2 separate regions of the Homo sapiens genome follow, and region 1 is linked to region 2. A link is a contact called in ENCODE Hi-C or POLR2A ChIA-PET data. All regions are on one chromosome and are shown on one strand. The core of a region is the stretch at or near the end of the contact, and the rest is flanking DNA. Distances in the headings are between cores, read along the strand shown.

Region 1 (3,596 bases), core at 389-2,888, 1.4 Mb before region 2:
TAATCACAAACAAACCATGCCTAACTAATTTAATTTCTTTTCAATACCAGGCAAGCTCAATGAGTAAACAAAACTAATAAGCTCAGTATATATAGAATGTTTAGTACTCTACTTCTATGGACACATTCAGTATAGTGCCATATGACATTTCATGAATAGAGTACAGAGACATTAGGTATAGATATAATAGATTATATATATAAATAATGTATTCAAATAGAAATAATAGTCTGGAAAATTTGAATATACAGATAGCCTTAACACTCAAAGTAAAATTTGTCAGTGTTAAAAAAATTAACTGGGGCCAGGTGCAGTGGCTCACGCCTGTAATCCCAGTACTTTGGGAGGCTGAAACGGGCAGATTGCTTAAGGCCGGGAGTTCCAGACCAGCCTGGCCAACACGGTGAAACCCTGTCTCTACTAAAAATATAAAAATTAGCCAGGCGTGGTGGTGTGTGCCTGTAATCCCAGCTACTTGGGAGGCTGAGGCATGAGAATCACTTGAACCCGGGAGGCAGAGGTTGCAGTGAGTGGAGATTATGCCACTGCACTCCAGCCTGGGCAACAGAGTGAGACTCTGTCTCAAAAAAAAAAAAAAATTGATTGGGAAACCATTAGGTAGTGCTTTGGGTTCCTATGTAAGCAAACTGAAACCAAACTCACTGTAAACAGTAAACACACTGTAAAACAGTGAAATGAAACTTAAGTTTAACAAATCAGAAAGCACCAGTGAATCTCTATCTAGAGTCTTTACCAGACACTGCCAATTACCTCTAAGTAGGGACTCTCCACTTTAATAAATCAAACATTTTCTCTGTCCTGCTTCCACAGACACCTTATAAAAGTTTTCCCTTGCACGCCTTTGGTGGAGCCCAAATCACTTGCAGTCTGGTGCTGCCTAATTCATGAATCACTGAATGCTCAAATAAACTCTTTAAAATTTTAATGTGCCTAGGTTTATCTTTTAATATCAGTGAAAGTGGTACTTAAATCTGTATTATTTATTGCCATTTATATATCTAAATGTATTTTCCAAGTTTGTCATATTAAGATATTATTGTTAATATTTTTAGGTGTCATGATGGTATCATGATTATACTTTTAAGAAGGGAACCCTTATCTTTTACACATGGATACTGAAATATTTACAGAAATGTTATGATGCCATGGATTTTCTTCAAAGTGGGAGGGTATATAGATGGAACAAATTTGACCATGAGTTGACGATTTTTAAAGGTGTATGATGAGTACGTTGGGTTTTTTAATACTATTCTGTCTACTTTTGAATATGTTTAAAAGTTTTTATAGTAAAAAGTTAATAAATCATTATGTGTTATATTGCTAATGGGTGATATCGAACTTTATAAGTAAATGTTAATTATGCTTTCAGTTTCCAGTTATACTTAATATTTTTACAACCTAATAATAGTCGTAAACTCATAGGGCAGAAAATAAAGAAAGCATTTCTTCTGGCAAGTTTATTTTGGACTGAAGACTCAGATTTTTAAGTAAGTTTTTCTTGGACAAATGGACTTTTAAGCTGATAGGACCTTGAAAAATTTCTATTCCAATTTCCATGTTTGTAGATGAGAGGATTGGAATTTGGCTGGCCTGGTTAGTTTGTATCATGACTCAGACTGCGGTCTGGGTTTCAGCTTTTGGTTCTGGGATTTTTCCTACTCTGTTAGATGCCTGTCTGCAAAAGTAATGTAAGATTCTTTTAGCTCACTGAGACTCAATTGCCCTTACAGAGGGATAGCTCAAGTGGCAGCAGAGTGCAGTGACCGGAGTTTAAATCATTGCTCTGCCAACTACTAGCTGTAAAACCGAGAATGATTTATTTCACCACCCTAAATCTCAGTTTTCTCATAAATTGAGAAAAACTGTAGTTCTTGTTGTGAGGATTATAAAAAATAATATGTTAAAATGGTTAGTAACAGACTCTATTATTTGGTGACTTTGTAAGGTTTTAATAAGATTACGTATTTTTAGCACAATAGCTGGCACATAGTATGAACTAAATGAGTACTTGATATTATTATTGCTGTCATTATTGTTATTATTACCATTCTCATACAATCAAGGAAGTAAGAAATTTTGAATTTTAAAATTTCAGTGGATAAACTGCAGGCTGATAATTCAGAACTCTCTGTAAATGAGTATGTATATATATGCATATATTATGGGTGTGTACACATAGACTGTTGCGTTAGATACATGTTTTTAAACAGCTTTATTGAGATATAATTCTCATAATGTTCACCTATTTAAAGTTTTTAATTGGATGGTTTTTAATATATTAACAGAGTTGTGAAACCACTACCACAGTCTAATTTTAGAATATGTTCATCGCTCTAAAAAGAAGCCACTGTACTTATTAGCAGTCACTTCCCATTCCTCCCATCTCCCCAGTGTAGACAATTACTAATCTACTTTCTGTTTCAATAGATTTGCCTATTCTGTACAATTCATATAAGTGGAATCATACAATGTGTGGCCTATATGACTGTCTTCTTTCACTTAGCATGTTTTCAGAATTCACCCATGTTATTGCATGTATCTGTACTTTATTCCTCTTTTTTTTTTTTTTTTTTTTTTTGAGATGGAGTCTTGCCCTGTAGCCCAGGCTGGAATGCAGTGGTGCGATCTCGGCTCACTGCGACCTCCGCCTCCCTGGTTCAAGCAGTTCTCCTGCCTCAGCTTCCCAAGTAGCTGGGATTACAGGCACGGGGCACCATGCCCAGCTAATTTTTGTATTTTTAGTAGAGAAGGGGTTTCCCCATGTTGGCCAGGCTGTTCTTGAACTCCTGACCTCAGCCTCCCAAAGTGCTGGGATTACAGGCGTGAGCCACCACGTCTGGCCCTTTATTCCTTTTTAATGGCAAATAATATTCTATTATATGGATCTTTTTACAGCTTGCAGAATACTTCATAGTTTCCTAGAATGCTGTGTTTGGAATGGAATATGAACAAATTCAGCTCTATTCTAGGTGGACAGAGGAATTCTACACTTTTCTAAGTGATTATAGTTGTAGTTGTAGTCTAAATCATCTTCCAGGAGAAATAGTCACTATATACATGTACCTAACATTACCCAAATGTGATCTAGAATGAGAAGCATAGAGAGAAGAGGGAAGAAAAAGAAAGGGAACTATGACATGGGAAGAAAGGAAAAGAAGAGGCAAAGGTAATATTTTACAGAAATAGAAAATATTTGTATGGAAACATAAAAGACCCCAAATAGGCAAAGCAATCTTGAGAAAGAAAAACAAAGTTTGAGGCATCACACTTCCTGATTTCAAACTATATTACAAAGTTATAATATGGAAAAATAGTATGGTACTGGCATAAAAACAGACACATAGACAGATGGAATAAAATAGAGAGTTCAGAAATAAACCAAAAAGAGATGTGTTGGTGAGACTGTGGAGGAAAGGAAACTTTTGTATGTAAATTAGTGCAGCCACTATGGAAAACTGAGTGGAGGTTCCTCAAAAAATTAAAAATAAGACTACAATATAACTCAGCAATCAGTCCCTCTTGTGGGTATGTATCCAACGGAAATGAAGTCAGCACCTTGTCAAGATATCTGAGCT
Region 2 (3,492 bases), core at 426-2,925:
ATCAAAAGAAATTAGTGTTTGGTATTTTCAAAATACTAAGCAGAAAACCTCAGGAATTTTACAAAACATATCATCAAAATCTAAAACTATTAATTTCTCATAGTCTTGCTATTCATTTTCTGTTCAACAAATATTTGACACTTACGTGTAGGGCACTATTTAGTACTAAGAGTCCTGGAGCTTGCAAATGTGAACGAGCAAGCTTTGCTTCCTGCTATTAAAGAGATTAATAGTCAAAAGTGGTGACTAGTCATCACTCGCATAATCGGTGAAAACATAAAAGGCGCCCAGTCCAACAGCTTTTCCCACATTCCTCCCCGCCACCCACCTCCAGAAGGAGTCTTGCTTGGTCACCCAGGCTCACTGCAACCTCCGCCTCCCGGGTTCAATCAATTCTTCTGCCTCAGCCTCCGGAGTAGCTGGGATTACAGGTGCACCCCACCATGCCCAGCTAATTTTTGTATTTTCAGTAGAAATGGGGTTTCACCATGTTGGTCAGGCTGGTCTTGAACTCCTGACCTCGTGATCCACCCACTTTGGCCTTCCAAAGTGCTAGGATTACAGGTGTAAGCCACTGAGCCTGGCAGTCACACATTCTTTCAACTGTTTGTTTCCACCTTTATTATAAAGTATTTATAAAGAGGGATCCAGAGTCCCTCACCTGGTTCAGAATCTTGGGTGACCCTTGGCAGGTCACTAACCCTGTGAGCCACAGCCACATTTGTAAAAGTGGGATAATAGTCACACATTGTGAGGTTGTTCACAGTGTTGGCACATGGTAAGGGCTAAGACACTTGATTAGCATAATATTCAAAATTAGAAATTGTACACTATTGTACTCTCTTTCAAAAGGCAAACAGCCTAAAACTGTTTGGAAAAAACAGCTTGTACAGTATATTGTACACTTCCTGTGATAGACTAGTGGACTGATACACCCACTAATGCACAGCAGTAATAGTCCACCTCTTTACACATTATGCATGTTAAGTGACAAAAAAACTCACTTTAAAAGGCCAAATGATAAAAACATCAGCCTTGAGGCTCTTCGATATAGAGTAAATCATATCTTCCTGCAAACCAAGGATTAGTATCATAATACCTGAAAGAGGAAAACTTAATTCTAACATTCAAGAAAATTGGCGGCAGGAATACACCTCGGCTTCTAGTAGTCGGTAGTTTAAAATACAGGAGGAAAAAAAAAAAGTTTGACCCCGACGTGATTCGAACACGCAGCCTTCTGATCTGGAGTCAGACGCGCTACCGTTGCGCCACGAGGTCCTGCTGGGCTGTGGCTCGCGCAGTTTCTTAGGACACCAGTAAATGGCGTTTCTTCCAGGGGTACCAGTCTTTCTCTTCCATTTACTCTCTGCCCCTCCACCCAGTATCTGTCGGACCAGGAGACCGATTCCTTCAGCGTCCAAACTTTCCTGACTGCTAGTCCTCTAACCAAGGCTGGGACGTAACCAGCGGAAGCGGGAGAACGGGGCTTCCCGTTTAGTCGGGTCTCCAGGATCAAAGGAAATTGGCCCTTCCTTTTCTTTACCAAATGATTTCCGTTCTTACCCGCCCTGCCCCCGCCCCGTTAGTCGCGAGACTCCGCCCTCTCTCCCCTCCCCCAACAGGTTCCGCGCGCTGAGTTCGCGACCTCGAGTTGTAATCTGGCGGGGCGCCACTAAGCCGGCGCAGGCCTTCGCAAGATGGCGGCTGGAGGCAAGGGCAGAGGCCTTCAGAGCGTTTTCTTTTTCCCTTTCCTCCCTTCCTGCAAACAATGTAAGGCATTTTCTCTCAGGGGAGGCTTTCACTTCATGGTGGGCATTAAGGTTAAAAGTCACCATTTTGAAGACAGGGTTGTGCACTTAAGGGAGCTGGTTTAGCATATTATGTTTAACAGCAGTGTCCTGTCATTGAATGATACAGAAAATAATAACTGTCGCCAAAAAAGTGCAGCTACACACCTCCCCGTCGGGGAATTGAACCCCGGTCTCCCGCGTGACAGGCGGGGATACTAACCACTATACTAACGAGGAGTCGTTAGGCTGTGTATTTTCTCAGACAGCCCTTCAAGGAGCAGTAAGATCCTTCCAGCGCTCCGTAACCTTCCGCCTGCCCCCGGGAAGTACGAAAGTCCGGTCTCTTGGAGCCGCTGCTTAGGCTTATTGTCCTCTCTGGGCGCTTTGTATTCTTGATGTTGGTGGGAAGAATAAAAGGTGTGGAATATGTGAAGGAAACGCGCTTCCCATGTTAGTGCTAGAGAAGTGTGTGAAAATAGTTTTTCCGAGGCTCTTGACGCGTTCTAAATGATTTAGGTTGCCGTCCTGAGTTTTTTTTTTTTAACTGACCACTGGTATGTGACTTGCGGCTGAGCCTTCCCCTTACAAATTTATACTTTCACTCTGAAGTTCAAGTTCAAGGATAGCATATGGCTGCCAGATGTCGGGGACAGTTAGGGTTGCCACGGTCTCGTGCCTCTTCAAACAATTCATAAGTCTTTTTTTTTTGAGAGGAAGTCTCGCTCTGTCCCCTAGGCTGGAGTGCAGTGTTGCGATCTGGGCTCACTACAACCTCCACCTCCAAGGCTCAAGTGATTCTCCCGCCTCAGCCTCTCGAGTGGCTGGGATTACAGGCGCGCACCACCATGCCTGGCTAATTTTTGTATTTTACTAGAGACGCGGGGTGTGTGTGTGTGTGTGGGGGGGGGGAGGGTTCACCATGTTGGCCAGACTGGTCTCGAACTCGTGACCTTTAGTGATCCACCTGCCTCGGCCTCCCAAAGTGCTGGGATTTACAGGCGTGAGCCACCGCGCCCGGCCAATTCACACACTTTTGTAACACAAAAGCGCCCAATGAAATGACCAGCTGCGGGCAAATGAAATTTTATCAAAATTTTATCAGCCGACTTCTGTTTCGCTCTCTGTAGGTGGCTACAGTTTAACTGGAAGTGACAAACGTAAGTATGTGAATGGCTAAATAATAATGCGTTTAAATAATTCAAAACCAGGATGTGCCACTGATTAAACATATGGGTTAGGAAAGTGCACTAATCGGATAATTTGATAATTTGTGTCATCCTAAACCCGTTCATAGACAGGATGAACCCTCTTCCCAGGGATACTAAGAGAGCCTTATATGTAAACTTTTTTTTTTGAGACGGAGTTTCACTCTTGTTGCCCAGGCTGGAGTGCAGTGGTGCGATCTTGGCTCACTACCACCTCCGTCCCCCGGGTTCAAGCGATTCTCCTGTCTCAGCCTCCCGAGTAGCTGGGATTACAGGTGCCCACAAACACGCCCGTTCAATTTGTGTTTCTAGTAGAGATGGTAATTCACCACGTTGGTCAGGCTGGTCTCGAACTCCTGACCTAAGGTGATCCACCCACCTCGGCCTCCCAAAGTGCTGGGATTACAGGCGTGAGCCACCGCGCCTGGCTATAAACTTTTGATTTTCTCTAAAGGAGTGTGTTTATAGGCACAGATAAACTGACATGATTGAAAGCG

What was found. Hi-C counts contacts between places; a loop is a spot of excess contacts on that map. ChIA-PET counts read pairs that join two places held with the same protein, here RNA polymerase II (POLR2A).
Region 1: a map with no recorded cell type shows a loop between it and region 2 (5-fold over the local background). The contact joins the enhancer-like site here to the promoter of LINC02453 in region 2. A Hi-C loop is called at or near these places in 1 of 37 single-sample maps with no recorded cell type. POLR2A ChIA-PET finds 5 or more read pairs at or near these places in 1 of 52 experiments (Panc1).

What each region holds. Positions count from the first base shown.
Region 1 is chr12:99,909,358-99,912,953 of GRCh38, reverse strand. All of the region lies in intron 1 of ANKS1B (ankyrin repeat and sterile alpha motif domain containing 1B), which reads left to right. Among named protein-coding and RNA genes, the nearest start is that of ANKS1B, 74 kb to the left of the region's middle. Within about 2 kb of position 1,638, at least 7 of the 41 ENCODE cell types and tissues checked have a DNase peak (open chromatin) inside an H3K27ac peak, as active enhancers do; they include Panc1, where a contact is called at or near this core.
Region 2 is chr12:98,502,038-98,505,529 of GRCh38, reverse strand. LINC02453 (long intergenic non-protein coding RNA 2453) reads left to right here and starts at 1,675. Exons shown (of 4, transcript NR_038383.1): 1 at 1,675-1,770; 2 at 2,918-2,947. TRD-GTC1-1 (tRNA-Asp (anticodon GTC) 1-1) reads right to left here and starts at 2,027; the gene lies at 1,956-2,027. TRW-CCA4-1 (tRNA-Trp (anticodon CCA) 4-1) reads right to left here and starts at 1,278; the gene lies at 1,207-1,278. RefSeq lists enhancers at 1,318-1,617, 1,628-1,937.